Regions from separate parts of the Homo sapiens genome. Here all the other regions are linked to region 6. A link is an interaction called in ENCODE POLR2A ChIA-PET data of the cell type or tissue named here. Cell type or tissue: MCF 10A. All regions are shown on one strand. Each heading gives the region's core, and the rest is flanking DNA. Links, peaks and the distances in the headings are about the cores only.

The links. ChIA-PET counts read pairs that join two places held together with the same protein. Peaks named below come from ENCODE experiments on the same cell type or tissue, not always from the same donor. Only the 100,000 strongest peaks of a DNase experiment are listed, where the experiment ranks them.
Region 1: POLR2A ChIA-PET joins it to region 6 with 28 read pairs; 2 of 35 experiments call an interaction of 5 or more read pairs at or near these places.
Region 2: POLR2A ChIA-PET joins it to region 6 with 15 read pairs; 9 of 35 experiments call an interaction of 5 or more read pairs at or near these places.
Region 3: POLR2A ChIA-PET joins it to region 6 with 25 read pairs; 7 of 35 experiments call an interaction of 5 or more read pairs at or near these places.
Region 4: POLR2A ChIA-PET joins it to region 6 with 16 read pairs; 21 of 35 experiments call an interaction of 5 or more read pairs at or near these places.
Region 5: POLR2A ChIA-PET joins it to region 6 with 15 read pairs; 6 of 35 experiments call an interaction of 5 or more read pairs at or near these places.
Region 7: POLR2A ChIA-PET joins it to region 6 with 10 read pairs; 2 of 35 experiments call an interaction of 5 or more read pairs at or near these places.

The regions. Positions count from the first base shown.
Region 1 is chr14:68,252,985-68,257,505 of GRCh38, reverse strand. The region is part of intron 7 of RAD51B (RAD51 paralog B); the gene reads right to left. Among named protein-coding and RNA genes, the nearest start is that of RAD51B-AS1, 430 kb to the left of the region's middle. In MCF 10A, for the core only: no CTCF peak of the experiment used is centred there; no DNase peak of the experiment used is centred there.
Region 2 is chr14:68,474,640-68,479,160 of GRCh38, reverse strand. RAD51B (RAD51 paralog B) reads right to left here. Exons shown (of 11, transcript NM_133510.4): 11 at 1,068-1,513. The coding sequence ends at 1,497. Among named protein-coding and RNA genes, the nearest start is that of RAD51B-AS1, 210 kb to the left of the region's middle. RefSeq lists enhancers at 2,602-2,821, 1,818-3,017. In MCF 10A, for the core only: no CTCF peak of the experiment used is centred there; a DNase peak (open chromatin) is centred at 2,490.
Region 3 is chr14:68,464,545-68,469,065 of GRCh38, reverse strand. RAD51B (RAD51 paralog B) reads right to left here. Exons shown (of 11, transcript NM_133510.4): 10 at 816-894. Among named protein-coding and RNA genes, the nearest start is that of RAD51B-AS1, 220 kb to the left of the region's middle. In MCF 10A, for the core only: no CTCF peak of the experiment used is centred there; DNase peaks (open chromatin) are centred at 2,295 and 4,105.
Region 4 is chr14:68,777,981-68,782,501 of GRCh38, reverse strand. LOC107984709 (a long non-coding RNA gene) reads left to right here and starts at 2,305. Exons shown (of 2, transcript XR_001750793.2): 1 at 2,305-2,420. RefSeq lists an enhancer at 1,223-1,724. In MCF 10A, for the core only: no CTCF peak of the experiment used is centred there; a DNase peak (open chromatin) is centred at 2,351.
Region 5 is chr14:68,457,480-68,462,000 of GRCh38, reverse strand. The region is part of intron 9 of RAD51B (RAD51 paralog B); the gene reads right to left. Among named protein-coding and RNA genes, the nearest start is that of RAD51B-AS1, 230 kb to the left of the region's middle. In MCF 10A, for the core only: no CTCF peak of the experiment used is centred there; a DNase peak (open chromatin) is centred at 2,870.
Region 6 is chr14:68,545,221-68,549,741 of GRCh38, reverse strand. It overlaps a transcript of RAD51B not described here. Among named protein-coding and RNA genes, the nearest start is that of RAD51B-AS1, 140 kb to the left of the region's middle. RefSeq lists an enhancer at 1,674-2,265. In MCF 10A, for the core only: no CTCF peak of the experiment used is centred there; DNase peaks (open chromatin) are centred at 481, 1,331, 2,001 and 2,741.
Region 7 is chr14:68,701,313-68,705,833 of GRCh38, reverse strand. No RefSeq gene overlaps it. Among named protein-coding and RNA genes, the nearest start is that of RAD51B-AS1, 18 kb to the right of the region's middle. RefSeq lists an enhancer at 440-963. In MCF 10A, for the core only: no CTCF peak of the experiment used is centred there; DNase peaks (open chromatin) are centred at 933 and 2,543.

The DNA.
Region 1 (4,521 bases), core at 256-4,255, 290 kb after region 6:
ATAAATAGTATACTACACATGTCACAGTTTAATTCTTCCATTTTTAGACACTGAAGGAGTTTTTTCCCTTTACAAATAATGGTGCAATTAATTTTATTTTAATTTTTAATTTTTTGTTCCATTGCTTTTTTAATTGTGGTAAAATATGTAGCGTAATGCTTATAATTTTAACCATTTATGAGTATATAATTCAGTGACATTAAATTAATTCATAACATTACATAACTATTACCATTATCTACTCAAAATGTTTTCTTATTCCCAATAAATTCTGTACTCACTAAAAAACAGCTCCCCATTCATCCTTCCCCAAGCTCCTGGAAACCTCTATTCTACTTTCTGTATCTATGAATTTGCCTATTCCAGATACCCATATAAGTGGAATCATACAACATTTATCCTTCAATGTCTGATTTATTTCACTCAGCATGTTTTCAAAGTCCATCCATGTTTTAATGCTGCAATTAATTTGATTAGTGCAGGGGACATTCTGTAATTGCCTTTTTAAAAATTACAGATTTTATTCCTTTTTCCTGGAACCTATACTCCAGAAATAAAGTGTTAAAATATGAGCTTTGCTCTTGAAATATACTTATGTATATTAACTTTAACTTTAATATCCCTTATATGAATAAATCCAGATTTTATGTTTATGACTTTAGTATTTATCTGATTCTATTCAATCGCTTCCTGTGCCAAAAGTTTTTCTTTTTGTATCGGGTTTCAGAACTGTAGAAGGTTAGGGGCAAGAGAGATTGGTGAAGTGAGTAAGACAATAGGAAAGGCTCGGGAAGGAGGTGGGATTTAACCTGGGGCCTTGGAAATACACTAGGATAGGCCTCAGAGAAAAAGCAAAGTTTACACAGGACGAAAGAAAACAGTTTGAGAGAAAATATTAGGATGTCACGACAGATCAACCAAGCAGTGTGACTTCAGGCCTCTTTCGCTGAGAGCAGTAGAGCTGTTCCTGGGGATCCACTGGAATGAGTCTGATGAGACAAGAAGGGACATATCATGGAAGGACCTAAAAGCCAGACATAAAAATGGAAGCTTCCCCAACTGAAATTAATTCAGAGTCATCGTCATCAAATTAGATGACACCTTTAATGGACTTTCCAGTAAGTCTTTTCTGGGTGACTACAGACACCCGAATCCACCTGGAAGGATGAAGAGAGATCCTTTAATCCTTTCTTAATAGACCACTCAGCAGACATCAAATGGTCAGGTGCATGACAGAAATGGCCAGTGAAGAGGCCACCAGCACCAGCCCTGGACAGGTGACAAAGATTTCTAAAGGCTGTAACTCCAGTGACTAGTCCTCAGATTCAACACCCAAATAGGGTAAATCTGTATCCCTTTGTCAAGCTCACTGTGTCACCTGACCAAATCTAGTCAGAGGTAAGGTGCAGCACATATTTCTTCCACTGACCACAGTATAATATCCTGGATCCAGATGAACTTTTTTTGCACAGTATTTATTATTCTAATAAACCAAATGGAATGTTTAGAGATGACTGGAGCAATCTGATTGGCAAACTTACAGGGCATTAATTTTTCCAAGGTGACTGGTGCATAAAAAGTGAAACTATAGCACTCATGTAAACAATCCATCTGCCTCATTTCCCTCCCCCAGGCACCTCTAATTTTCAGCTTATATTAGCTGTAAGACGAGCTAATGTTTTTAGTGTAGAAAAATGGCATCATCCCAGACATAGAAATTACTTTAAGAAGGAAAAGCTCTGTAGCAATACACATTGTATAAATAGGCATCCATGAACAATGACTATTACATTGCAGCAGATAGGTGAGATCATGGTATGGGCAGTTGAGAAACTACTAACTTATTACAGGTATCAAAAGTTCCACTTTAGGTGAGAAAATTATGTGATAACTTTTGTCCATGAATATATATACTTTCGAACTAATCTCAAAGAAATGACTGTAACTCAACAATACAGTCTAATTGCCTCATTGTCTCAAAACAAGTCCCTCCTTGTGGGACTTTGAAAATTAGTGTGAATGATTGTCTTATAAAAGGAATTAGGTAACTAAGGTATGAAAGTAGGACTTGGAATGATGGAACCAGAACCAGGGTACAAGGGCTTTCCCAGGGGCCAGACCAGCAAACCAGGCAGGTGACCTCTAAGGTCAACTATTTCCAGATAATTACCTTATGTTTATCTTTGACAAATCTTGCTTTCAACTTCTTGTTGATATTATTAACTCTTTCTGTCAACTCTTTTTGTTTATCTCTGTCTTTGAACTCTTTCTTAGACCACAAAGAGAAAAAGTTTTCTGAAAATAGTTGAAACACAAACTCCGTAAGATATTAATGTTTTTAGTGGGGAGAGAGGAAAAGGAAGAGGAAGAAAAGGGAAAAAGAGCAAAGTCAAGGAAGAAGAGAATGAGAAAGAAAGAAAAAAAAGGGAGCATGTGAAAGAAAGAAAATACTAAGTGAAAAAGAGGAAAAGGGGAGGATGAAAGGCAAAGGAGATGGAGAAAAAGAGAATACACAGTTCTCTTTAGGACTATAAAGAGAATTATTCCAGAAGTGAAAGAATCAAAGCACTAGAGAGGAATATATTGGACTATTTTCCAGCTCCTCCTAAATTGCCTCTTGATTACTCAGTACCCAGTGGGTAATTTACAAGGCCCAATGGTATGCCTTGTATTCAAACAGACAAGAACTCTTCACAGTGTTTATCATGGATCCCTTTGGTGATTTGGTGAAACCTATAAGCCCTTCTCAGAAAAATGTTTCTAAGTGCATAAAATATATACACTTTTAAGTAAATAAAACATATAGGATTACAAAGAAAACTAATTTTATAGAAATATAGTTTCCAAAATAGCTTTGAATATTTGAAATATTAATGAATGTGCTTCTTAATGCATTAATGGCAAAATCTAGTGGTGGATCAACTACAATATTGTCAAAGTAGTGATGCGTATAAAGAATATTTAAAGGTACCTGGAACAACTGAAATGCAAGATTAACTATCTGATCTGTGGTTTAAAGTCCCAGGAACAGCTAATACTACTGTGGTTTTTTGCCCACAATCAAAATTGAAGGAAATAATCAATTTCAGTTAAAGGTTAGTGAAAATGGAGATGTGGCTTTCCTCTCATCTAAATTCATGGATCTGCTGACTGTGGAGGGTTGGGGGAGAGGGGCTGATGCTAACTAGGACAAGAACCTCCCACCCTGTTCTTATGTAAAGAATGAAACGACTTGAAGAGACAGCACCTCTTTTTTTAAAATAAATCTTTTAATCTAGGAGCAACATGAGATTCCACAAAATCATTCAGATCAAAGCTGCTGAGAAACCAACAATTCTGAAGAAATAAACAATTGCAGAAACAAGTAACATGAAGTGGCACTAATCACAAAGGCTTCTTAGAGAAGGCAAGTCCTTTCCAAGTTCCTAAAGAGGCACTAATATACTGGGGACACTGACAAATAGAAAAATTAAATATGAGCTTCACCTAACACTGCACATCAAGATAAGATCCAGACAAAATAGAGTTAATTATAAAACTATTTGAAAAACTAGAATAAATGATGCATATTTTTCTCGTTTTTAGTAATTGTTAAGACAGAGCAGGATAATATTTGAGGCCAATTATAACAGTAAAATATATAGCAATATATTTAGTGAGTAAGAGTACTGTCCACAACCCTGAGTTTGAATCTCATTTATGTCACTTCTATCTGTATTACTCTCTGTGCCTCAACTTCCTATCAGTGAAACGGAGATAACATTACCTACCCCACAGGGGGGTTACTGTAAAGCATAAATAAATACAGATTTAAAAGCTGTAGTAATAATAATGGAAACTTTTCAAAATCACTTATTAGCTACCATTTTATGTGTTTTAAAGAAATGTGTTTTGCTTAAAAGAAATTATAAAGAAAAATGCTGACATATTTGATTATACAAAAAATGTAAGACTTTTGCATATAAATGATTCCACAAACAAAATTAAAAGGCAAATGAGAAACTGGGAAAAATAACTGAAACAAATATGAGACAAAAGGTTAATAGCCTTACTGTATAAGCCAATACAAAAACACACATTAACATTCCAATAGAAACGCGAAGAACAGAAAACTAAACAAACATTCACAAAAGACAAAACACAACATACAGAAAAATTTTTCCAAAAGAAAGGTTGAAGGATGTGAGGAAATATCTTAAGTATAATGTTACATGAAAAAAAAAGCTACAGATGGCATGATACCAATTTTGTTAATAAACAAATACACTGAAAAAATCTGGAAATAAATATACTACAGTATTAAAGGTATCTCTGGATAGACAATTATGACTAAGTGATTTTTATTTCTTCTTTATATTTTTCTGCCTTTTGGAATGGAGAATTTGACCAAATTTACAATGAGGAACATTCTTTTTTTTTTTTTTTGACGGAGTCCTGCTCTGTTGCCCAGGCTAGAGTGCAATGGCATGATCTTGGCTCACTGCAACCTCCGCCGCCCAGGTTCAAGTGATTCTCCTGCCT
Region 2 (4,521 bases), core at 172-4,171, 71 kb after region 6:
ATGTACCTCACTCAGAGGGAGACACATGGTCACAGCCTGGGACATCTTCCTGCTCTGCCTCTTCCAGGTCTACCCAAATCCTTCTTGCCTTCCGATGCACAGCACACCAATACCTTCCCTGATTCACTCCAGCTGAATAAGATGCTCTTCCTATTGCCCTTGCTGCCCGGGGCTTGGATGTGATTCTGCTTTATATTATAGTTAATAGTTTGTAAGTCTTTTCCCATTCCTTGGAGTACATTTTTGGAGGGCAGGCACACACTGAGCTTTGTTTTCAAGCTTTACCTGAGCACTTGGTATGCGCTCAACAAATACTGAGTCGTTAAAGGACTCAGTCTTTCTTCATCAATCTTCATCAATCTGCACCTACTTGGTGCACAGCACTCTGTTGGGCACTCATAGGAGACATGAAATAGGATGAGACTTGATTCTAGCCCTCAATGCACTAAAAATCTCTGATGGAGGAGCAGGTACAAAGTGATTCTACAGAGGACAGCTTGAGGTCACTAACAACCTGGGTAAGATAGGTCACAAGGCCAAAGGCTGGAAAGATTTAATGCCTGGCTTTGAAGGGGCTAAAGCCCCCAGACCTTGCCCTGAACCCAGTCTGATGCTTCAATCAGAGCCTCATGGCAGTAGGAGTGTGTAGGCTGGGTGTTCTACTGGAAACGACTAAATTATCCTACGGGTCACCAATTGATTTATTTGCTAATTGACTGGCCCAGCTTTGGGCTTTAAATCTAAAGAAATCATTTCATCCTTTATTAAATACTGCATGAGTCTCAGTCTTTGTTCTGCAGGGCTATACACAATATACCAATAAAACTTGAATTTACACTACAATAGTTATGCCACTAATGACCTTCAAATGCCACTAATACCATACATGCTCCACTTCTCGGCTGGATCTGAACCTGTCAGTGAATTCTGAGCCCATCGACCTCCCTCTGACACAGAGTCGACCCCCTTGCCCATGCCCGCCCCCAGCCTCCCACATCATTCCATGATTTCATTTCTGAATCGGTTACTATTTGGAGACCCCAATTCCTTTACACCTACTCTTTTTATCTGGTAGACAATACTTTATTCGGAAATGTTCCCTCCTGTAATTACAAATCTTGTTAGTCATCCTCCTCCTCTCCCCAGGAGGATTGTGGGCTTTAATTAATTAATGTGGTTAAACCGCTTTGAGGTGCCTGGTTGAAAGGTGCTATATAAGTGCAAATTATTATTATGGCTGTTGACATCCCATGGCGGCAAAGCCCTCAGCCCTACACATCTAGAGACCTGAACAAAGGCTTCTTCATCTTCACCTTCCCTGCTAGGTCTGAAATCGCTAGCTCAATGGTTTAGGAGCAAATCTGTTACCATCTCAACAGCAATCAACTAATTAATCCCCATTATGTCAGCTTCCGTTTCCTTCTTCCAAGCAGTACGGTCCTGTTTTATTTCACAAATCACACCCCCATCAACTCTAGACAAAGGTCACAGTATCCCTATGGCTTCTCTTGGCCTAAAGGAAAAAAAAAAAAAAGAGAAAGTTTGAAAAAAAAAAATTGTTATGAAATGCACTAACTTCCCACCAGCAACCTAAATGGAACTTTCCTCCAACAGCAGTCCTCTTTCATACGTATTGCCCACAGAGCCACTGGCCTTGCAAACCAGAGATCCAGAAACACAGCGGAAGTGTGGGTTAGGGTCCCGCAGCCCTGGCTTGACTAAGGATAGCTATAGACAAAAGGGGAGTGTCGCTGCACTGGGTGGGAAGAGGTCATCCACAGAAGCAAGCACCCCTCTTCAGCTTTCTCTATGACCCCCAAGTTTCCCCTGAGAAAGCCAGCTGCCATCTGTAGCCAGGAAGCCCTCACAAAGGCAGGGGACCATGATTTAGATGTTTTGTGCTATATCTAGCACACCACAGTCCTTAACAAATGCCCAATACTTCCACTATGATGGTAGCCATTGAAAGCAGCCCTGTGGGGGAGACTTGGCCTCGCATAGGGACGCGGCTGACCAAAACACTCCTTACAAGGTTGTGCCTCACACCCTTTGTTCCAGTGGATGTGGGCAAGCCTCAGGGGGTCATGTCTTCATCTGCCTTCATTTATCCTCCCTATTGAAGGGCTCCTTCAGGACACTGGTCAGCCTCTGTGGGAAATGATTTGGAGAGCAACAAAAGAACCTGGGCTCTCTGGGAGGGCTTCAGAATTCAGTAAACATCTGGACATGGAAGGCCAGGTTCTCAAGCAGTCTAGCTGGGGAGATGTCAAAAGAGAGAAAGAGCTGTGTCTGCAATGCAAGCCCTTAGTTCTGTGGCGACATTTGTTGTAGAAAGACACAGACACCCCAGTAGGTAGATAGGAAGATTTTTCAAAAGCTCCTCTATTTGTCGGGTTTTGTGAGTTCAGTGCACTGTTTGTCAGTTCTCATGGCATGTGTGAGGAAACAGAAGTTTCGCATGGCTGGCGAGCAGCATGTGATGGGTGTTCTGACTCTGTGTGAGCTATGAATAACCTGAGGTTGCATAAGCCTGTCCTGGTAGTTGCTGTTAAGCTGTCTGTTATCCTTGAAGTTTGTAAAGCCCTCATGGGTCAAGATGACTTACTGGATTCTCACCCACGAGCACATTTTAATTGACAAAAAAATTAAGCACTAAGTGGCGAAATGATTTACACTTCATCGGTGAAATTCAGGATCTGAACTCTTGACTCTCAACGTTGCCTTTATTGTTGAGTCAATCCATTTAGAACACATTAGTCAGCATGACTCAACATTCACTACTAATCAGCATTAGTGATGGAACTAATCAGCATTCCCCAGTGTCCCTGAATCTATCCTCAAATAGCAAAAGAAATTGGCTTCTGTCAAGAGACAATGGAATGCGGTTTTTGTCAGTATTCACAAGCTGAAATCCAGTCCAAGTCCCACGTACTCTCAAGAACCTACCTCAGTCATCCTACTTGGAATAAGTCTATTCCCTTTATCCTTCTATATTCCACTGTTTGAACCTTGGTAATAGGTATCACAGTTGGCTTTTGATTAAACTTATTTAACTACATCTCTCCTAACTAGATTCTGGGCTACTAAAAGGAAGGGACCTTTTTTTTTTTTTTTTCAGCCTTATATCTCTTGACCCCTGAGCACCATGCTTTGTGAACAATAGATGCTCAACAAATATTTGCTGAACTGAACTCACTGAAATGCAGCTTAAATCATATTCCAGAAAGAACATGAAGTTCTTTGGAAGAGACTTTCAAAGAAAATCAACAACCTGAATTGATTTAACATATTTTGGTACTGTTACCTGGCCATTTTTGCAAATGCAAATTGTTAACTCTGCAAAGATAGCCAAGTGGCTTCCAGGTTCTAAAAGAGAAATGTAAATCCAGTCTAACTATAGTCCAGGCCTTGGAATAAAGTTTTTCTCAATAATGTTATTTCAACTGATATTTTGTTTCATTTTTTTTTTAAAAGTGGAGGTAGGAAAAAACATTTTGGAAAAAAAAAAGTGTTTGGTCTATGACTTTGGACCCAAGTTCATGCCCTGCCTTGTGCTATAAGCAATAGTAGCTCTCATTGAAGTTTCTTTCCTGGATACTGCATAAAAGCAAAACACATACTAAAGTTCCTTCCTGAAGGAGATTCTGTTTTGGGTGGGCAGAACAAGATTTTTGGGTGCTGATCCTTGGTGAAGTGATACCCTTTCTCTTCTACTTTAGAGTCTGGAACCAAAGAGGGTCCTGATGGCACTTTTCAATACATACAATATTTATGCTGCATTTTAAGAGTATAACTCTATTATGCAACAAGCCCAGCCCTTACGTCTGTACTATTGCACCTAATCTCTGCAACTGGGCTCTTCAGAAAGGGCTGTGTCACCGAATATTCATTTTCTTTTCTCATGATAACAGAAATCCCGAAATTTAGCTGGGTATATGGCCACCCAGATTAATGACTATATTTTTAGCCTTTCTGATCATATATTTACAGACTGGCCAACATCATATAAACAGAAATAATGTGTATAACTTCTGGTTAATGTCCTTAAGGGATGGGGGATGCTTTCTCTCCCACCACCATTCTCTATCTCATGCACATCCTGCTACTGGGATGGAGGGCATGATGCTGAACCATTCTGGACCATGGTAACGGCAACATCCTAGGTGTGACAGAGCAAAAAGTCAATGGCCTGGGCTCTTCGATAGACATGTAGAGCTAAGCTGCCAAACCAGCTCTGGACTGCATTCCTCCTCGGCACTACAGGAGGAAGCAGTACATCTCTATCATGTATACCACTGTTAGTTTAGGTTATAGTTACACCTGGCCAAACTTATAATCTAACTGCACTCAGGGACTTCGTTGAAGGATTATTGTATCAGTATGACCAATCCATTTTAGCTTAGAATTTCCAGATTCAAATTTCAGGACAGGCCTGAAGTATCTCAACAGAGGCTCATGAAGCCTGAGAGGTAAGTTGTCACAGGGGCTTCCCTGATGGAAGATGAGAGGGCCCAAACCCAC
Region 3 (4,521 bases), core at 314-4,313, 81 kb after region 6:
GAGCACTTCTGTGCAGATCCTTCCTCATCCACAAAGCAGTTTTGTACATCTGACATTGTGGGCTGACTCTTCTAACAGTGCTGGAATTTACCCCTTCATGTTAATTGCTTTCTGGAAAGACCTGTAATCGGGTGCCTTTCCTAACCACTGGCGTATCTAGCATCTGAGAATGAATCACCATTGTAGATCAGTGAGTTCCAGGATGTGGCCTCAGGGTGCTATACCCTAAGCAAGAACTCAGCTCCTTCTAAGTCCTGGGCTCACGTCACAAGGTGCAGGTCCTAAAGGTCTGGTCCCCAGCAGGAAGACCATGTCAGGACAGGACAGGAAAAGGAAACAAGATAACCAGAAGGAGTCAGGGAAGTAGGGCTCATGGAGCCATGACATTGTGCCCCAGAGGCTGCCAACCCAGATGGTTCTTTAGCTTGTTAAGCAAGAAGGCTCTGGGGCAGCACTGGCTCCTCACCTCCACACTGGTGTCAGAATCATTGCCCACTTCATGCCATAGGATCTGCAAAGAGGAATGGGGTGGTAGCAATTCCGAGCTTTCTTGGTTTGATCCTCATGTTTTGATTGTCTCATTCTGTTAGGAAATTCTGTAGGTCTCCTTCGGCCCTACCTCAATCTTCTCTGTCAAATTCTTGCCACAACTGCCGCTCTCTTGCTCTCACTAGGGTAAATATCACTGGCCAATGCATCTTGGTTTTTGATTCTGTCTGGAGCTAGCTTCTATCAGAACCATAGCACTAATTACCACTAGCAATGGGCAGCACTGAGCATAAGCTTAAAGAAATGGCTTAATCCAAGGATCTTACCTTGAAGAACCAGGCCTTCCTCCTTGATGGTGTAGACAAATGAGGTGAAGGGAGCCAGAGGGGACTTGGCAATAAGAATCTGCACATAAAGCACATTTTTCTAGGGTTAGTCAAAGGATCAGGGATGGGCCTCTATTCACTCCCCTTCCCACTTTGAGACAAAGTGGTAACATAGGACTGTAAGTCACAAGGCTTATTTAAAAAAAAAAAAACCATTTTATAACCCAATGTTTAAATGAGTGTTATCCTTTCAAAGTGGTCACCTTAAAAGGCTGTATGCTTATTCCAACTATTCTGTCATCAAATGCCATATTCTTGAATCAATTCTTCTAGAAATAAGTCTCATTATTTTATAACACATGCTTAAATAGCTACCTTTCTGCCCAAAAATAAACCTAGCTTGATTCTCTAATTTTATTTATAAACTTAGCTGTTTTACTAAAAAAATTCAAAGCTACCTTTAAAAGATTTACTATCACTGCAAATATTCAAAATAACTTGCGAAAGGCAAAGCAATTGAAGGTTTCTTTGTTGGCCCTGGTCCTTCACCAAACCCTCTACTACGTGACTACATTTTCTATTACTTAAGGTGTAGAGCATTTCCCATGGCCCTTGATTGTGGGTTTGGGCATATGACTTGCCAGGTGGCATGACATAGGTTGTGCCAGTTCCCAGCCGAGGCCTCAAAAAGCCTCAAGTATTTCTAGTTGTTCTCTTAACGTTTGTGCCATTGTCAGAGAAAAATATGTCCATGCTAGTCTGCTATCTCAGAAGAAGGGCAATAGATACCTGAAACAGAGTTGGCCAGGAAGGCTCAGGCTAAAGAGTTGACCCCTAGAGACCCACAGATACACAAGTTAAATATCACTGTGTGCCTCTGAGATTTTGGTAGTGGAGTCATGAAGCATTAGTGCGTGCAGCAAGAGTTAACTGATATACCAGCCAAAATATCAAAAAATGTTTTCAGCAATGGCATTTTCCTAAGACAACACTTATTTTAAAGGAGATGGTTATTTGATCATTTAAAAAAATCAGTATCATTAAGCCATTATCACATCTCATATGGTTCTACAGAACCTCTAATAATTAGTAGATTATTTTATTATAGTATTTCTACTGAAGAAGATTAATTATCAGTTTCCTGTTTTACACATTAAAACATTATCAGAAACAAAGACAGTTTGAACACTGAACCGTGTAGGTAATCAGGGAGGCAAGAGAGAAGGAAGAAACAATTTCAAATGATCAAAAGGCTTATATATAATATCTTGGCCTATCTTAATTCAACAAATATTTGCTGTCAACTATGAGAAGTGGTGGGAAAATGTGATGAAAAGATCACAGGTTTTAGTCATAGGCTTGGAATCTAGCTCTTCCACTGATTGGCTAGGAGCCTATGGCAGAGCCTACAATTTTCCTCTAGCAGCCATTCCCCTTCTTCCCTTTAGTAAATAACTCCCCAAGTTTCCACATTTCTCTGCTTCTTTTGCAAGTAGGTGTGGCTATGTGACCAAGCTTTGACTAGCAGAATGTGAGTACAAATGATAGGTAGAAATTCTGGATTATGTTTTCATAAGAAAACTGCGTGCCCTCCACTTTCTCTTTCGCTCTTCCCAAGGCAGGAACCAGATCCAAGCAAATGGGTGTGGACAACACTCTGGGGATGACAAGGCAGCATGAGAGAGGGAAGCTGGGTGGCTTCAGAGAGCATCAGTGTCTCCCACTCGGGGTCACCAGTCCTCTCAGGGCAGAGCCACTTGGCTCAACCACTGTATTTTGACATCTTTGATGCTACAGTGCAGCCTGAATTCTAACCAAAACTGTGACTCTGGACAACCTAAACTTGTTAAGTCTCAGTTTCCCCACCTGTAAAATGGTGATAAAAACACCTTCCTAAGTGGCATTATTATGAGGATTAAATTAAGTATACAAAATACCTGTCACTGTGTCAAACACAAAATAAGTTCACAATAAATAATAGGAACATTTCCAACTAACCCATCACATATGGTTCCCTTAACCCTCACTCACCAAATAACAATATACTTGGCTCCTACCAGAAGAAAGTCTCCAGTTGAGTTGCAGTAATTTTTACAAATGTTCTAAAGTTATTTAGATACACTAATTCATCATTCTCAGAACCAATGAGAAGAAAGTATAGGTGGGAATTTACACTTTCATGTCAAAAATATCTCATTTGAAAATTAAGGTAGATTGCTTTCTGCCTGAGACAGTTCGGAGATGGTTCAATGTGAATTTATTTATTTATTTATTTATTTATTTATTTATTTATTTATTTTTTTTTTTTTTGAGACAGAGTCTAGCTCTGTCACCCAGGCTGGAGTGCAGTGGCGCAATCTCGGCTCACTGCAAGCTCCACCTCCTGGGTTCACACCATTCTCCTGCCTCAGCCTCCTGAGTAGCTGGGACTACAGGCACCCACCACCACACCCAGCTAATTTTTTATATTTTTAGTGGAGACGGGGTTTTACTGTGTTAGCCAGGATGGTCTCAATCTCCTGACCTCGTGATCCGCCTGCCCTGGCCTCCCAAAGTGCTGGGATTACAGGTGTGAGCCACCACGCCTGGCCCGGTTCAATGTGAATTTTAAGGATATCCCTTAGAAGGGGAATGGCATGGTAGAAGAAAAAACAGTGGTTCTCGATTTTAATGTGGGTTTGCATCACCTATGGGTCCTGTTGACCTACATATTCTGATTCTTTAGGTTTTGAGTGGAGCCTGAGAGAGTCTGCATTTCTAACAGGCTCCCAAGAGACGATGATGCTGTGGTTCATAGACTACATTTTGAGTAGCCAGGTTCTAGGCAATTAGCCTGATTGAAGAGTCTAAGATGGAGAAGCAAGAGATGGGAGATGTGGGGCCAGTTAGGAAGCAACTCCAATAATTCAGTGATGAGATGATAAGGGCCTAAACTATAGCTGTGCCAGAAAGAGTGGTAAAAAAGGAAATGGATAAGATAAACGTAAATCCTTTAGATCAAATAGCAGTAAAAATAAACTAAACATATAAAAAAATCTCAGATCTTTGTTGTCTGTATGTAGCAACTAGACATGAAACCAAAAGGGTGTAAATAGCAATAAATAAAGTATCATGCTATATTTTTAAAAATATTACCCTTTTTATTTTATGCACTGCAGAAACTGAGACCCAGAAAAAAAGAATGTAATATTTCAATGAGACACAAGAATGGCATCTGAGCCTAAGCCTTCCAACTCTGTGGTGCTAACTCCACCTTCTAATAGCCAGTCTATGAGCAAGCCCTGAACCCCAGCCAAAAGGATCTCACACCTGGAGGGACCTCTCTGCCGGAAATCAAAGAGTTCGGACAGGTCACTGATTAATGCACTGTCCTTCTGGAGCAGGATTTATAATGAGTCATCAAAAGGATGATCTGTGTGCAGTCAGAAAAAAGGAAGTGATAAGTTATGTCAGATGAATTCCATTTCCTTTCTTTGGAAAAGAACTTCCAGAGTGATAGATCAGAGGGCTAGCACCAATAAAAAATATCTGATTTCAGCAAAAAATGTGACAAACTCTCTTGATAGCCTTCTGGATAAAGTGAAGATAAGTTGAGCTGGGTGCTAATACCATTAAGTGGACTTGTGAGTGACCAAAAGGTCAGTAGTAACCTGGTGAGGGGCAGCAACCTCTAGTAGAATGTACAGAATTCTAGCTTGGTCTTACT
Region 4 (4,521 bases), core at 239-4,238, 230 kb before region 6:
CAGTGCTCTAGGAAGGGCCCAAGGCTTGGGGTCAGACAGCAGGGCAAAATTTGAAGAGATACTTACTCTCAGGGTCTTACGAATGAGTGTCTCCCGAAGTTGCACACGCTAGGCTTCTGACTTGCTTTATTCTCATTCCAGCCCTGTCAGGCGGCCCTGGATTTGTGATCCTGCTCAGCCACTTTCAAGCTGTTTGATCTTGAGCAAGTTGCTTAACCTCTCTGAGACTTGTTTTTCTCCTCTACGCATGGGGTACAGGAAGCATACTCACCCTGCCCACATTATAGGGCTGTGGTGAGGATCAGATGAAATGGAGAGGAAGGAGCTCTGGAAATGATAAGACCCTAGACAAAGGTCATATTGAGAGTGTGGGAGCAGCTTGCAGTCCTCAGAATGACAGAGCCCTTCTCTAAAGATGTTTGAGTATCAAAACGTGGTGCTTTGCCACCTTGGCTCACTCTCTCGATTTTCTGCCTCAAACTCACATATGGTGTGTGCGTTATAGGTGGTTCTCTTGAATTTATATAGTAAAAATAATAACATGAACCAGCATTTGTGAAGACTTACCATGCACACTGGGGGCTGGGCCTCCGTCACATGGTTACGTTTGATAGTACCTGCGAGTCAGTGCTATCATTAGCCCCATTTTACAGATGGGGAAGGTCAGGCTCAGGGAGAACTCGCTATTCCCAATTGCACAGCTGTATACCACTGAGCCGGGACCCAGGTCTGTTGGGCTGCAACACCCAGGCTCTCAGCCTCCACTTTTAAAAGGAGGCAGATGTCAAATGGCATGGGCCACTTAACAGGTCCAGGTTCCGATGTTCACCCTCCCCTGGGGACCCATAGTCATGGAGGAGAATTTCTCCTCTCAGCCCGTCCTTTCCTGAGATGTCTCCATCACATGTGGTCACCCTCTCTGCAGCCCAGGGGCCTGGGGTAGTGAGCAGAGGTTGGGCTCGCTTTCTGCCTCCTTTACAAACGGAAATGCTGAGGTGCAACGTGGTGTTGGCAACTGCGCTGGGCTCACCTTTGGGTGCAGCAGTGGCTTTGAAGCCACGCCTGGTCTCAGTGGTGCTGCTGCCTGGTTGGGGTGGAGGAAACCATATTTTATCACTCACAGGGGTGTTGTCTTGCATGATGTGTGATCAGGAGGGAGGCTGCTAAGGGCTAAGCTGATTATTTTCTAATCAGTTAGCAGCTTTATAGTCTGCTTGAAACTTGTGACCTTGGGGCTGGCTGTAGAAGGCACCAGCATGGTTGCTGGCATCGGTGTTCCCTCTTTTGGTGCCTTGTTTTCTGAGAGATACTGTCCATTATGATTAAACTGCATTCTAGCAGTTCCTCTCCATTCAAGGAAGTCATTTATTCCTGCGATTGCAGGGCTCAGAGGGGGAAAAATGGTAGATTCTCAGAGCTCCAGCCAGCAGCAGAAGCCAGCAAGGGAGGAGGAAGGAGGCACGGCCAGATCAGCACAGCCAGCGCTCAGATCCTCCCCCAGCTGCCTCAAGCTGGGGGAAGGAGGGCAGGGCTCTGAGGCTTCCTTCATTGGCTCAGGAAGGCCTGTCTCCTAAACAGTTTTTCTTCCTTTGTTGCTAACCATTTTACTGGGCCAGCCTAGAGGGCTCTGAGGCATTAGGAGCAGCCAGGCAGTTGGTTCAGTCAGACTATTAGACTTGGGTAAAAGCTGAAATAGTGCCAACTTTGGTGTTGTCCCTAACCCCTGCTTCTCTCTGTGCATCCTGTAGCTTTTGGGTTGGTTTGGAGCAGGAGCTGCATCTTCCCACACAACGGATGACACCTGCAACCCAAACAATGTGCCCACACTTGAATGGAAACCCCTTCAGCAGCGTATGGTGCTGGGGACCTTCTGGGGAGATCGCTGGAGTGCAGGTTCACATGAAAGGGAGTTAGGGAGCTGGGTTTTCTCTTCATAAGTATGCACTAACTATCTCTGGAGGCTTAGAAGTCCATCCCCACATACAAGCAAACCTGGGGCTTACGCATTGTTGCAGCTGCCACCAGTTTGGAGGCTGAAGGGAACAAGTCCTACCCTGGCCATTGCTTGCTGATGAAACTTGATGGTCACTTTCTATTTCCAGGCTTCCATTTTCTTCTCTGTGAGATAGAGGGTGGGAGCCAAAGAGTAGTTTGTTTCATGATTCCATGAATATCTTAGAAAGCAAAATGCACAGAGCCAAATTTCCTTTGCCATGCCGAATGACAGGGCAACGGAACTGGCAGTGTTGTTGCTATAAAACCCCAACTAGAGTTACAGACGGAAGGGAGTTGGTATGTCCTGTCACTGATGTCAGGTGACTCACACAGACGGGTTTGGGACTCTAGAAGCTGGCTGTCGGAACATCCTTTGAAGTGGTGGTTTTAAACACTTTTATGAACTGCAGGCTGAATGTGAACATGTAAGTCATTCTCCTGGTATGTCGTATTTTCCCAAACACGCTATTTCAAATTGAAGCATTGCAGCAACTGTCTTAATTTAGGATGTGCTTTGCATTTGAACATGCTACTTATTAGCTGACTGGTTTTTGTGATGCTCAGAGAATGAGTTACTGAAGTTTGAAGTCACAGGGAGGCAGATTTTGGCTCAGTCCGGGGAAGACCTTTTTAAGACACTGAGCTGGCCTTTGGAGGTAGTGGAGTTCCTGTTGTTAGTAATGTTCAAACAAAAGCTAGGTGTTCCCCCTACCCGACTCTCCCTCTCCTGGGTTAGGGACATTGCAGAGTGATTCTCTGACATCCTATCCAAAGCAGCCCCCTCCTCCTCACTCTCTATCTACCATTCTGGTTTAATATTTCAGTACTTATTACTCTCAGAAAGTGCCAAGTTCATTTAATTCTTGACTTGTCTGTCATTATCTCATCCAGCTTGAAGGTAAATCTGGTGAGGCAGGAGCCTGGGCTCTTGTTAATTTTTTTGTTTTGTTTTGTTTTGGTTTGAAGCAGAATCTCACTCTGTCACCCAGGCTGGAGTGCAGTGGCTCGATCTCGGTTCACTGCAACCTCCACCTCTAGGGTTCAAGTGATTTTTCTGCCTCAGTCTCCTGAGTAGCTGGGACTACAGGCGCCTGCCACCATGCCTGGCTAAGTTTTGTATTGTTAGTAGAGACAGGGTTTGACCATGTTGGCCAGGCTGGTCTCGAACTCCTGACCTCGAGTGATCCATCTGTCTCAGCCTCCCAAAGTGCTGGGATTACAGGCATGAGCCACCGCGCCCAGCCTCCTGTTCACCGTTCTATTTCATGTCAACGCTGATGCCTGGCACTCAGCAGGCACTTACCTACTGAATGGATGATTTTTCTATTGGTACAGGTGTCATAGCTTCTAAGAGCCCACGATTCTAAGGGATTAGCCCTTCAAAAGCTGGCTGTGGGTGTTTGAGGGAGCCGTGGTGTCCTGAGGTTAATGAGTAGTGGAATGAGTATTAGGAATTGGACATGTGGCCCCTCTCCGGCTGTTTGTCCTGGGGTGAGTCACCCGACCTTTTTGGGTCTCAGTTGCTTCATTTGTAAAAAGACAGAGTTGAATTCAGTTATCTTCAAGGCTCCTTCCAGCTGGACTATCTTGTGATTCAAGTACTCTGTGTTTGTACTCACTCCTCTGTTCTCAAACTGTTTGTTCAACTCTCTTTTATTAGGGGTTCTAGGCCTGTCGAAACTGAAAAAAAAAAAAAAAGTAGCCCTGGGAAGCAAAGAGTAAATATTATACAAGTGCAAATGAATTACTATTGTATTCTGTATAACAAATTATAAGGACTGCAGAGAGACTCCAAGGGAACTATTTAATTAAATAATCATCAGGTTAAATATAGCTCATTCAACCCTGGCACAAATGAACAATTGAGGATTTCTTTCCTGATATGTTTTAGCCATCTAATAGTGTGCTCAGCCACAACATACCCACTATTCTCTGATTTTAAATATACTTTATAAATGGGATCAGTTTATACTTTCTTTCTGCTCTCTGTGGTCTCTCCAGGAGATGGCTAGTAAGCCTGGATGTTTCCATTTTACTGGCGAGAAAATGCAAAATAAGCTATTCTTAATAACAGCATTAAAACAACACTTGCAAAGGATGGCACTGAATGGTGGGTGCGTGTTGAAGTGGAAGGCACAGAGATGGCTAATTTTTTTGTTGTGAAGTAAATTTTGTTGGGAAATACATTTTCCTGTTTCTGCATATGCTCCTGGAAGAACTCTCCTCTTCTGTATCCTCAAGTGTTACCCAAATGCCACACACAATAGCAACCAATTCAGAATGACCTCTGTGATGAATCAGTCAACACGTAAATGGGTATTGGGTACTAATGCAATGTAGAAGGTGCTGTATGGTTCCAAAAAGCATAGAATGTGGTCCTCATGCATAGAGTTTACATTTTAGTTGGTGAGGCAAGACATAAACTAATGAAACCATCAATTAACCAGATCAGATTTTGTCCTGTGGATACAAATAATGGATACAATACAATCCATACAAATTTGTATAATCTGTACAAATATGGAT
Region 5 (4,521 bases), core at 389-4,388, 88 kb after region 6:
AGGGCTCCTAGAATGATGGGCAGGCATCTTCCTCACTGTTCTTCACTTCATCCCTATGCTGGTGTGTGGAGGTTTCTCTCCAATGACAAGTAGAAACACAGAGGCCTATGTACTCTAAATAAAGCGTGGAAGGAAAATTGGCCATTGGGGCCCATGGGCTTCTCCTTGTAAACTCTCTCCTCCTTCTTTTATGTCCCTCTCCCCAGGTTTCTATTTTGCTCTTAGTAAATAAGCTGTCAGCTAATTATCTCTACCCCTAAAGTGAGGGCTGGTAAACCTTCACGCATTAGCCCTCTCAGGTGTGTCTGCATTGTAATATAAGACTCTCAAAAAAGAGAAATGGTCTGTCATGATAGAAAGTGCAATAGGACTTGGGTGGGTAGGGGAGACTTCCAGGGTTCCTACAGTAATAATGCTGATGAGAACAACAACAACCAATGGACGTTAATCTTCACAATAATCCTCAAAGGTAGGTAGCTTATAAGTACTGAAGCTGGGTTCCAACCCAGGCTACCTGGTTCTGTACTACCTGGTCTGTACTTTTAACCACCATGATGGCAGCTCCCAATCTGCCACATACAACTCAATCTACTTTTCTGGGATAATACATTAAATGAGGCAGGATACATAACAGCAAATAAGGGCTTTTTTTTTTTTTTTTTTTCCCTGCATGGATATTGCATGATTCAAGACAAAGAAGGGAGCTGGACAGGGTATCCGTGCGGGCTGCCTCAGCTGTTCGCAAGCTTCCACACTGGCAGTCTTCATTCTGCCCTTCATCCCTGAAAGTCTAAATACAAATGTCACCTCTTCCAGAAGCTTCAGCCGATTTCTCCAGCCTAAAGTCATCTCTCTCTAATCTCTTCATACTTTATCTGTACTCTCTAATTATTAGTTTTCTTTACTGTTTTATGGTTAATGTTACCTCAATTTAACATAATCTATTTGACCCATTCTTGTTGTTGCTGCTCCTTCTGGTCCCACAAACCTCTAGTGTGGTGCTATATACGTAAGAGAAGCTTCATTATGAAATACAAGAATGAATGAGTGAATAAATGCACAAATTGATGACCCACAGAAGCTCTACTGATTCATATCCATTTTTAGGACTTATCTGGTTCCCTCTTCCCAGAGTTAGGGGACTCAGAAAATGCCATAGAAAACAGCAGGCTTCCCAGTCAATCACTGCCAAGATTCTTGGCTTGGCCAGGCCCAAAGTCAAGTCTTTGGTTTCAGCTTGCTATAGCATCACATGTTTTTCCTGGCCTGATCCCACTTCCAAGAGGCTCAGAAAGTGGAAAAGGAGCCACAGAACAGAAAGTGCTGGGCATAGTCACCCCAGGCCTTCTCCAGGATGGCGACACCTTCTAGGGATAGTGTCTGGGTCCTCCTTTTTAAAGTATAGGTGTGGCCCTCATCTGAGGCAACCCAGCCCAGTCCTTCTCCATGGGTGGCTAGGAAGGCCAGTGTGGAGCAGGCAGCACAGAGATGTCAGGAACCTTGGGCACAGGCTACCCTGGAGGCTGCTTTTGTTTGTTTGTTTTTTTGAGATGGAGTCTTGCTCTTGTTGCTCAGGTTGGAGTGCAGTGGTGTGATCTTGGCTCACTGCAACCTCCGCCTCACAGGTTCAGGTGATTCTCCTGCCTCAGCCTCCCGAGTAGCTGGGATTACAGGCACCTGCCACCACACCCAGCTAATTTTTTGTATTTTTAGTAGAGACCAGATTTCACCATGTTGGCCAGGCTGGTCTCGAACTCCTGACCTCAGGTGATCCACCTGCTTCAGCCTCCCAAAGTGCTGGGATTATAGGTGTGAGCCACTGTGCCCGGCCTGGAGGCTGCTTTTATAGACTTCTGGTCCTGGCAGTTTACATGAGTTCCTGCAATACAGCCCCAACCTTAGGAAAAAGTGAGTTTTGCCTATGTGGCCCAGGAAAGCAGACATGAATAGGCGGCCATGAGGCTGAGGGTAAGCTGGCACTGATTCTTCTACTTTCTCTTCTCTAATTCCTGTGCCAGGAAGGCTTCCTGTACACCAGTCATGAATTCTTCCTCTCTTCTATTTCCTTCCCCTTCCCACCCCAACCCCAAATCTCACATTGGTTGGGAGGTGAAAGGAAGAGTGAAATGACCTGGCAGAGGAAAAGTATAAGCAGAAGAGTTTCTTCCTGTAAGGACAGGTGGTAGGACTGGCTTTCTTTCTATCCCTGCTATCTGCTATAAGATGTGGGGCCCAGAGACAATGTAATACGTTCAGCAAAGAGAAGTTCAGCAAGAAGCAATTGAAGTAGATAGCTCCCCAATATGACTTTGCATCCATACACAATTTCCTGTCCTGCTAGTTTTTTAATCCTGTCTCAGTCTCCCTCATGATCAGCAAGATTACGTGGTCGTTGATAAATTCAGTGGGGATTTCCTTGTTGAATGTGTCTGATGCTTTTCATCTGCATGCAAGGGTCCTGTCGAGAAATTAGGGAGGAAGCCCACTGACTGAAATGTCCTTCTACAGGGACCCTATTATCTCACTTCAACTGGAGTCCTAGGCTAATAAAACCCATTGGTAAGTTAAACAAACCTTTCCTCTAGCTATGCCAAGTGTCTGCGACAGAAATCCTTCATGCCAGGGTTTTCCTCCTTGTCCAAGACTTAGAAAAAAGTTGTTTTCTCAGCTGCTTTGAAGCTCAGGAAGAGAGCCAGGGAGGCAAACAAACCAGTTAGTCTTGCATCAGATAATTCAACAGGCTTTTGATAACCCCAAAGTCTTCTGTCCCTTCCCAGGTTGAGCTGAACTCTCCAAGCCAAAGGACAGAAGGGCCGGAAATGCTCCAGACAGGAAGATCTGTGACTGGAATGAGGCCATAGGATCAGGGGAGCTTGAAGTGTACCCAGTGATCCTCACAGGAATTCCCCATTGTGTTGCGAGAGCTGGAGGGAAAGGTGGCAGAGGTCCAACTCCCAGTCTGTAGTTGGATCTTAGACTGATTAGAATCTGCTTCATCACTTGGAAAATCACTCTGCATGGAACACTGAAGCCTCAACACCAGCAGCTTTGCAGGATTATGCGGGCAGAGCAGAGAATGAGTTTAGCGGCATCTAAACTGCCTTCTCATAATAGAAGAGCAAGATCTGTAGAAGTAATACAGTGCTGGAAAATGGCAGGATGGAAAAATGAACTGTATTTGAGCAGGCATGAATTTATTAATTTGTCTACATGTGGCCTACTTCCCAAGTTTTTCTACAGAAATTAGGGGACATAAAGTAAGCTGATCTGAATCCCTAAAAAATATAATATAAATAATAATATACAATATAATAATATGATATATAAATAATATAATTGTAGTCTCTGGGAAGAGTCTCTTAGGAATTTTGACCCTGAGGTTATAAGATCCTATTTCCTCATAGAATATCATTATGCTCTTGTATAACACCTCTCTGGTGATTGTTTTCAAAATGTTTACCTATAATATAACACATCAAGTTCCCAAAGTATAAGAAAGTATTGCCTAGAAAAGAGCTAGGGCTCCTTAAAGAAAATATTAATTTTTTCTGATCAGTAGGATGTTAACTTAGTAAATTATGGAATAGTAAATAGTTCAGGGTCAGAATGACATTTTGAGTTTACGGTTTTTTCCTCAACATTTTATTATGAACCTTTTCAAACATAAAACAAAAGTGAAAGAATTTTATAGTGAATACCCATAAACATATCAACTGGTTCTGCCATTAACATTTTATTACTTGAACCCAGGAATTTGAGGTTGTAATGAGCTATGATTAGCTCTCCAGCCTGGGTGACAGACCAAGGCCCTGTCTCAAAAAACGGAAACAAAAAGACCAAAATAATTTTATTACACTTGTTTTTTAGCACATATCTATTTATCTATCAACCCATCTTATTTTTTGTTCTGGTTGTTATTACATTTCAAAGTAAATTGCAAACATCAGTACACTTTTCTCTAACTACTTTAGCATGCATATAGTTAACTACAAGCTTAATATTTATTAACACAATTTAAAAACCATGTTGGTTTTTTTTTTTTTTTCAGTGAACTTTACATGTGGTTTGAAAGTGTTAATAATTCCTAGGGCTGGGCGCAGTGGCTCACGCCTGTAATCCCAGCACTTTGGGAGGCTGAGGTGGGCGTATCACGAGGTCAGGAGATTGAGACCATCCTGGGTAACATAGTGAAACCCTGTCTCTACTAAAAAAAAAAAAAAAAAAAAATACAAAAATTAGCTGGGCGTGGTGGCACGTGCCTGTAATCCCAGCTACTCGGGAGGCTGAGGCAGGAGAATCGCTTGAACCCAGGAGGTGGAGGTTGCAGTGAGCTGAGATTGTGTCACTGCACTCCAGCCTGGCAACAAAGCTAGACTCCGTCTCAAAAAAAAAGAAAGTATTAGTAATTCTTCCTGAATTATACCACAATCAGAGAAAACTTATCAACTACAAATATATGGTAGTATGCAAATTTATACAGTCAAAAATATGGGCCACCAATTCTTTCTACATTAATATCAG
Region 6 (4,521 bases), core at 167-4,166:
GATCTTTCTATAAAAATGTGTCCAGGGCGGCCGGGCGCGGTGGCTCACGCCTGTAATCCCAGCACTTTGGGAGGCCGAGACGGGCGGATCACGAGGTCAGGAGATCGAGACCATCCTGGCTAACACGGTGAAACCCCGTCTCTACTAAAAATACAAAAATTAGCCGGGCATGGTGGCGCGCGCCTGTAGTCCCAGCTACACGGGAGGCTGAGGCAGGAGAATGGCGTGAACCCGGGAGGCGGAGCTTGCAGTGAGTCGAGATCGCGCCACTGCACTCCAGCCTGGGCGACAGAGCGAAACTCCGTCTCAAAAAAAAAAAAAAAAAAAAAAAATGTGTCCAGGGCATGGATGAAGCACTAGATAAGAGCTAACATTCTTGTGGTTAGCTGCACCAATGATTTGGTGCAAGCCACTCCTCACTGGTCAAATGAAGTTTGGGGCTCAAAGAAATGTGAGTTGTGCCCTCCTTTTCTCCCCCCATCCCTCCCCCTGGAACATTCTGTGACTATAGACTGTGGCTCAAAAACGGGGATGTTCCAAGTCTGACTCAGTCACCAGCCTTGGAGTTAGGGTTGTCCTGAGGAGATAAGACAGACAGCTGGGAGACTATCTGGTGGCTTTTGAAGAACCTGACCTACTCCTGGGGCTCAAAACCCTCAGCTCCCACTCTGACTCCCAGGGCCTGAAATGCCAGCCTCACAGTCACTCCCTGGGGATCTGAATACACCCCTACCCACTCAGGGGTCCTGTAATCAAATGCAAATTAGGTCTTTATTCAACAAAGGGGTGGGAGGAGGGATTTGCTGACAACCCTGTGAGTGCCTGGCAGAAGGCCCTGGGGACTGATGGCCCCCCATGGAGGGAGGTCAGGAAAGAAAGGAGAACAGAAAAGGGAGAGAGCTCAGAAGGGGTCAGAGGCCTCGGGCAGCCCCCACTTCATCCCCAGTGTGCCCTGGGTGGGGGGATAATCCTGGGTCATCAGCCTTGGGCATTGTCTTAGCAGTGTCAGGACGCCCACCCTGCGCATCACTGACTACACTTCCGGCCTCCTTGCATGTGATGCTCTGTGCTAACCAGCAATTCTTCAGGCCCAGAACGCACAGACATCCACTCTGTCCCTCTCATTTCTCCCAAGACCCCAAGAAGTCAGGACTCAACACTAAGAGTAGGGCCTGATGGGGCACAGCTTGGAGAAGAGGCGTGCACAGAGGGTGGAGAGCCATCTCGGAACCAGCTCCTGCGGAGTAAATCAAACTGCCGTCCTCCCCCACAACCCGCTCTGCAATCCTTTCCAATCAGGGAGTCTAAAATTACCATATTTACAGCATCTGCAGCCAAGCCAAGCACTAAACAAGATGAATAGCAGTGACGCACGAGCCTGAGTGGGAGCCGGGGTAGAAGCATGCAGCAGGCTGGGCTGGGCAGGGCTGGGCTGGGCTGGGATGGGCCCTGGGGGCAAGTGAGCCACAGCGGGAGAGTGAGGACAGTCCCAGGCAGGGGTCCTGATGGATGAACTCACCCAGCACTAAGGGGAGGTAGAGGAAGGGGTGGTGGGTGAGGAAGCCTCGGTATCTCAGCCTTCTTAGAAAAAGAGAGGAGGCAATTAACAGAGAGAGAACATGAGAATATCCTGCTGACTTTAGGTTTCTCTCCTTCCTCCTCTGCCTCCCTCCCCTTAAACTCTCCAGGAGGAACCCACTGAGGCCTCCAAGACAGGATGCCTTCCATGGAGTTTCCTTGTGTATATGTGGGGTGGGGGATTTCCAGAAGGGTTTTGCTCTGGATTCTTCCAGTGGGGATACCCATGCCTTGTGAGTTTCCTTCCCAAGCAGCCTTTTCCAAGGACACTCTGTCAACCTACACAGACCAGTGACTTCATTCCTAAAAAAGGCCTGCAGGTCTGGGTGCTTTCGTTCTGGAGGAGAGTGAGGCCAGGAATGACAGGGAGTGTGTTCTGCTTCAGGGTGTCCCAACACTTTTTGTCCAAGCCTGGCTGTTCTCTCCCCGGAAGGAAAAACGCCCAGGAAAAGAGGCTTGGTGACTCATGACCTGCTCACTTGTACTTGGAGTTTCAGAGCTAGGAGGGAGCTACAGACAACAGAGAGAGGGAAAGAGACAGGGCCAAGGAACCCGGGCTTGTGGACTCTAAGGCCAGTGCTGTGTCTCCTGCCCCGGAGGTTCACCTTAGATTCCGTGATGCTCCCGGGTGCTGAGGAGTGAGCGGGGCTCCTGGACCCCAACACTCCTTCCTTCAGCCAGAGCATCTCCATTTTGAGCTGTTTTGTGGACTGGCCTTCTCTTTATGTTTTCATTTCATTTCCCCAAAATGTTCAGTGACTTGAGTAAAGTCCCTGGCCTGTACGTGCCGACAGGAAGTGAAAGGTAACAGTGGATGGCCGGAAGGAAGGCAGAATGAGGTGTCTTTAGAAACAGATGGAATGTAGCAGGAGATGCTGAGAAAGGAGGTTAATCCCGACACAAGGTCATGATCAGCACTCACGTGTGAATCAGCCCCCAGAAGAAGATGTCTCCTCTGAGAGATTTAGAGCCAGAAGCCACCTGCACTAATCGTGCCGGAACCTGAACTCAGATCCCGAAGTGTGGGCTGTTTGTTAGGCACCGGTCTAGTCCATGACAGCCATTTGTAATAGGAGGTGAGGAGAGGCTGGATTTGCTGGTGCTTGAGTTGGAGTTGCACAAAAAAAATGTTTCCAAGCTGAGAACATCATGAAATAGGCAGACCATTCAGCACATGACTAATTCTGGCCTCACCCTCAGGGTGTGCTAGAAGGAGAAAGTCCTGATAAACTGCACAGAGGTGTTTCTGCTCTTCTCACTTGCCCAGAATTGCCAAGAGTTTGCCATTAACATTAACATGGTAAGAACTGAGTGGAGTTGGTCGCCCAAGATAACAGCTCCCATTCCCACTGACCTCTGCCCTGTCCTAGGTAGGGCCCATGCTATCCCATAGTAGCCAGAAGTCCTCTTCTCTTCTCCTCCCGCCTCTCAGAGCACACCTGTCTCCTCCCCCCAGCTCCTCTTTCCCACCCTCCAGTGGTATTCCTCCAGTTTTGGGGCTTCTATTTTTTCTTTCAACTCTGTCTGCTCTCCTTGAGTGACTTTACTCTTTGTTGGCTTCGTTTATCACCAAAAGCCTGTGACCTCAGCTCCAGCCATCTTCCAGAATTGCCCACGTATATTTCCAACTGTCTACTGGACATCTCTAGTGGAACATTCTATGGTTGTCTCAAATCATACATGTCCAAGACTGATCTCACTATCTATGCTCCCTTACTTCCCATAACAAGCCCCTCTTCACCTGAAGGTTCCTACCCTGTCTCCTCTCTCTCAGTCAACGATATCACCAGCTACTCAGACATCCACATGGAAACCTCTGGACCCTCCCTCTCCCTCACCAAGGTCTGATGATGTTAACTCTGATGAGTCCTCTAAATCTCTCCCCTTCCCTTCTATGCCACCATAGCCCCGGATTAGGCTCTCAGCACCTCTCTGCTGCTACCAGTCCTTCCTCCAGGATCTCCCAACCTTGGATGTCCCTCCATGGTATCAACTGGAGACAACTGTCTAAACACAGATCTGATTATTCAGTAAGTAAAATATTTGCTGGTGACCCACTGTGTGCCAGACTTTGTGCCCAGAACTGGGAATACAGTGGTGGATACAGTAGGGTCCCTGTCCTCGTGGAACTCACATCCCAGTTAGGGAAATCAAACAAGAAGCAAGCTAAAAAACAGATACATGAATAAAATACTTCTAAGTTGCAGGGTAGGAAATAATGGGGTGGGGCAGGTATCTGTGCCACCCCTTGTAGAAAGACCTTCAGAGGCTCCTCATTACCTACAGAACAAAGTTCAGACCCAAATTGGCAAGCAAAAGTCTTACTAATGCGGCCCAATCTATTTTTCAACTCCCTCTCCCACCACTCCCTTCTTCTGCCCAACCCCCTACTCTATATTCCATGTCCTATTCATCTGTGAATCCCAAGCCCTTCACTCTTGGCAGATAACAAGCAGATAATAAATATTTAGGGAAATCAATGTGTGGACAAGCGAATGATGGATAGGTGTCTATAGGCATGCCCTGTCCCCGTTCTTACCTCTACTCTGGTGGAACTTCTTTACAATGGCCCCTTCCTTTGGGTCTCCAAAATGTTTCTCACACTGTTTCTGCCCCAGGTACTCATAATAATGTCTTTCCTGCTAGACAGTTAAGGCATTAAAGACAAGGGCAATATTGTTCCATTCTGAAAAAAAATGCCTGGCACACAGCAGGTGCCTGAAACATGCCAGTGGAGTTGACTGTGAAGAGCCTGAAGCAAGGGGAAGTGAGTGTTGTCTTTTTTTAGACTGTTTCCTACAAATACTCCAGTGGCCATAATATTTGGGTGGAAAAAAGAAGCATGAAGATATCCACTGCCAAGTGGGCAGCCAGAGGCATACACCTCTTTGCTCAAGGAACAGCCTCAAAGAGCCCAACTTTGTCCCCGTGTCTTTGCCTTTG
Region 7 (4,521 bases), core at 293-4,292, 160 kb before region 6:
CCTGACCGCAGGTCTTGGGCCAAGCGACTGCTACCAAGTGACACTGTGCAGGCAGGGGAGCTTCGGTGTCTTCCCTGAGAAACTGACCAAGGCCAAGGCATACTTGGGCTTAGGTTTCCTGCAGGAACTATGGCTAGCTAGCTCACCCCGGCACACGCTGACCTTGCATCAAGGTGACCTGAACTTCATTGATGGGGAGAATGGGGAAGGGAGACATTACGTGAACTGGCCATTTATTCTCACGCTGCCAGCCAGCCACTTTCCCATGGGAAACAGACCCACTTCACCCTCACTCCCCGTCACTCAAGGGCTGAACCAGGGTTTCTGAAGCAGCCAAGTGGACCTGCTGACCTTTCCTTGTTCTTTGGGCACCTTTTGCCTGTACGTGGACTGTGAGCGCCCTTTCCCAGGAATGCCCTTCCTCCACCTGCCTCTCTGTCTGGTGAACTCCTTGTCATCTGACAAAACTGGCTCCAAAGCCTCCTCCCCTGTGAAGCTTGCCAGTTTCCTCCTTTGATGCCTCCTTCTCAGGGCTCTCTTCTCTTTCTTTGCTGGAGAGAGAGCACTTATGTAACCCACTGCACTGAGAGCTTGATGCCCGAGGCCCCAGATCCACACGAGACTCTGAACTCAGTCCCTGTCACCTTCCTGATCCAGCCTGGGGCTCCTGAATTCTTGGGGCTGAGCCTGGGCCTGAACTTTTCAGGGTTGCTGGGAGGCAGCGCCATGCCACTAGGGCTCTGAGCAACCTTTCAGCTCCCGGTGGCATCCCCAGGTCACTGTCTGACCAAGCAGAAAGTGCCCAGGTCAGGATTCACACACCACCACCTGTGGCCTTGTCTCAGCCTTACTCCGCCTTTCCTGGCTCCTCTCTGAGGCACTGATTCCTCCTTCACCCTCCAGACTCCTCCACTGATCGCTCCCTGACTCAGCACTGTCCTGGCTTGCAGAGCCAGCCTCTCCGTTCTGATTCCCAGCAACTGGGCCAGGCGGCCTTCCTGAGATGCAGTGGCTGGTTGGCACTGCCTCCTCTAGTGTGTGTTGGGGGAGACACCTCAGCCAGGCCTGAGGCTCGGGTGAGGTGGGGAGAAGGCCCAGGAGAGGTGGGGGATGAAGGTGGGGAGACCAAGGGACCAGCCTACCGTCCACAGCAGTGGTTCTTCATGGTGGGGGTGTAGGGCGAGACATTTGGCAAGGTCCAGAGAAATCTTTGGTTGTCACAACTGGCAGGGGGAAGGAGTGCTACAGATATCTAGTGTGTAGAGGCTGAGGACGCTGCTCGCCATCCTACAATGGCCAGGACAGCCCCTTAACAAAAAATAACTTGTCCAAAGTGTCAGCAGTGCTGAGGCAGAGAAACCGTGCTTCGGTGAGAAGGGATGGGGCCAGCAGGGATGGGGGCCTTATGTTTGAGAGGTGGGCTCAAGTGGGCTTCCCTCACCTGAGTGGATGGTTATCCTCAAGCCACATCTGTGGCCTCTCCGCCCCTTCCGGGCTCCTCCTGCGGAGCCACAGTTCCCTGGAGTGTCCGGGGTCTCACTGCTCACTGCTGTCCTGACCTCCCCAGTGGGGGCTGCGGGGCAGTTTCTACAGCCAGGGGATATTGGATGAAAATAGAGGAAATCTTTTACCTGCTCCCCCCATCTCCTAATTTTTTTATAAATAGAGATGGAGTTTTGCTCTGTCACCCAAGCTGGAGTGCAATGGCGCGATCAGGGCTTACCGTAGCCTCGAACTCCTGGGCTCAAGTGATCCTCCTACCTCAGAGCCCCGAGCAGCTGGGACCACAGACGCAGGTGTGCACCACCACACCAAGCTCAGTTTTTAATTGTTTGCAGAGACAGAGTCTTGCTATGTTGCCTGGGCTGGTCTCCAACTCCTCAACTCCAATGATCCTCCCACCTCAGCCTCCCAAAATGCTGGGATTACAGGTGTGAGGCAGCACACCTGGCCCTCTACTTGCTTTTATTTTGTTCCATGTCAGCCCACAGTTTCACAGGGCCAAGGGGCCAAGGGTTTTGTTACCTTATTTTTAAAATGCTATATATAAGGGACCTTTTTTCTTTTATTGATGTATAATAATAGTGTTCATTACCATGCATCGATCACTTATTTTGTGCCAGGAACTTTCACACTTTATATGATTTCATTGTCACAACAATCCTACTAGATAATATTATTATTACTCTTCGGGGAAAATATCCCCAACAGTCCGGATTGGTGACATAATTTGCCCAGGAAGCAGAGATACAAGGCAGCAGTGCTGCGATTGGAACCCAGTCTTTGACCCCCAAATCTGTAAGAGAAACCCCCTGAAGATTTCTCCTGCAGGAAGCTGATGTCTCAGAGGAGCCTCGAGTGAAAAGTGATGCGGGGCTCTTGTGTCTGCCCAAACTGTGCGGATGTGGGTGGGGGCGGCCGGGAGAGGAGCTTCAGGCAGGTAAACATGGGGCAGGGGCCTCTGGGAGACAAGAGGCTACTAGAGGATGTGGGCTGATTCTTGTGAGGGAGTGACTAATACTCACTACCATGAGTCAGCCGAGGCCTGGAAACATCCTCATCCTCCTCCCGGGGCAATGTCCCAACCCCTGATCAGTGCTCCCTACCCCTGAAATGGGTTCAGCTGCCTGAAAGGAAGCTTCCCATGAGGCTCTGGCAAAACGCTGTCCATCCTATTCTCCCAGCCCTGCAGGGAGCTCCCCAGCCTGGCGGCGGCCTGAACCCCCACTGTCCTCCTCAGCTCTGCCCAGGCTAGAAGAAGAGGGGCCCAAGGAAAAAGGAAATGGGGACCAATAGGGCAAGGAAGAGTGAGTTTCTCCAGTGCCAGGGCTGAGAGTCAGGCTCACCTCCAGGGGTCCTGGGCTATGAGGGGCTGCAGGAGGTTGGCAGGCTCACCAAGAGCCAGAGGTGGTTTTCCTCTTCTCAGTTCTTTGTTCCCTAGAGAGCCCTCTGTCTGCATTGACTTGGACTCCCAGAAATGTGCTGGTCCACCCTGGGTAGATCTCCTGGCTGGGCCTGTGGCTTCCGTCTCTGAAGGAAGGCTGGATGCACCAGGGTTTCCTCTTTGCTCTCCCATTGCTCCATACAGCCACAGGTACCCCTTAAGGGAGGTGGCGCTATCCTCTTAGGAGAGAGGAGGAGCCTAAAGCTCAGGAAATTAAATAACTCACACAGTGAAGGGGAGCTGGGGCTTGAACCCCTGTCTCTGCCTCCATGCCCCTCCCCTGGCCTTCCTTCTGCACTTCAGTGGCTCTCGTGTACAGATAGTCTCTTTGCTTTAAGGGCTCTCCTCTGCTCTAGAAAAAACCCGTGATGCTCTTGGTCCTTTCTTGACCCCCTTCTCATGGGGACCCAACCTCAAGAGCAAGCAGGACTGTGTTTCCCAGGGCTGGGGGAATGTCCAGCTCCCTTGCAAGTGGGCTTCTTCCCTGCAGAGCAGCTCGTCTGGTTGCTTGAAGTGTTACTGACACATCACTATCCAAGGACCCTGGGGCATCAAGGTGTGAACTCCCAGCCCAGGCTGCCTCAGGCAGGGATTCCCGCAGTGCTGGGCACCTGAGTGGTACCCACGGAGACTGAGGCTGGGGTAGCCTGTTTCCAGTGCTGACTGCTGCTTGCTCCCTGGCATGTGGCTCCTAGAAGCAGCAGCTCTACAATGGGGGCTGGGGCCTCAGTGGCTGCATCTAGCTGCTCAGGTGGCCTTGACCCCTGCCTGAGTGTGTGTGGGGCGGTAACAAAGTGGGGGAAGAAGCTGTGCTCACATATTTTCTTGACAGCAGCAAACATCAAAAGGGGTCTCAATCCTTAAATAATGATAACAACCCGGCTGGGCGCAGTGGCTCACCCTTGTAATCCCAGCACTTTGGGAGGCCAAGGCGGACAGATCATGAGGTCAGGAGATGGAGACCATCCTGGCTAACACAGTGAAACCCCGTCTCTACTAAAAATACAAAAAATTAGCCAGGCGTGGTGGCAGGTGCCTGTAGTCCCAGCTACTCAGGAGGCTGAGGCAGGAGAATTGCGTGAACCCGGGAGGCAGAGCCAAGTTCGCGCCACTGCACTCCAGCCTGGGCGATAGAGTGAGACTTTGTCTTAAAAAAAAAAAATGATAACAACCCAAGTTTATTGGGTCTCTATTATATTCATTTATAGTAAGTTTATGTTTAAGTACATGTATTTATTTATACATATATTGACTCATTTAATCCCTACCACACCCCAAAAAAGAGATACTTTGATGATGTCTGTTTTATAGATGCGAAACTGAGGCTCAGAGAAGGGAAGTAACTTGCCCTAGTAGTAGTGATAGTAGTGGGTTCTGACATTCTGAGTTCAGGCCTGGGCAGCTGGTTTCCAGGTCTGCTCTCTGGCCACTGTACTATATTGCCTGGGTAAGGACACTTTTGAGAAGGTCATATGGGTTCCCCTGGATGTCTCTCATGAGGCATCTATTTTTTAGAACCTTGAAGAATGATCCAAGCTAACCAGGAAGAGAAAAAGGGGTGGTGCGGGGCCCAAAGA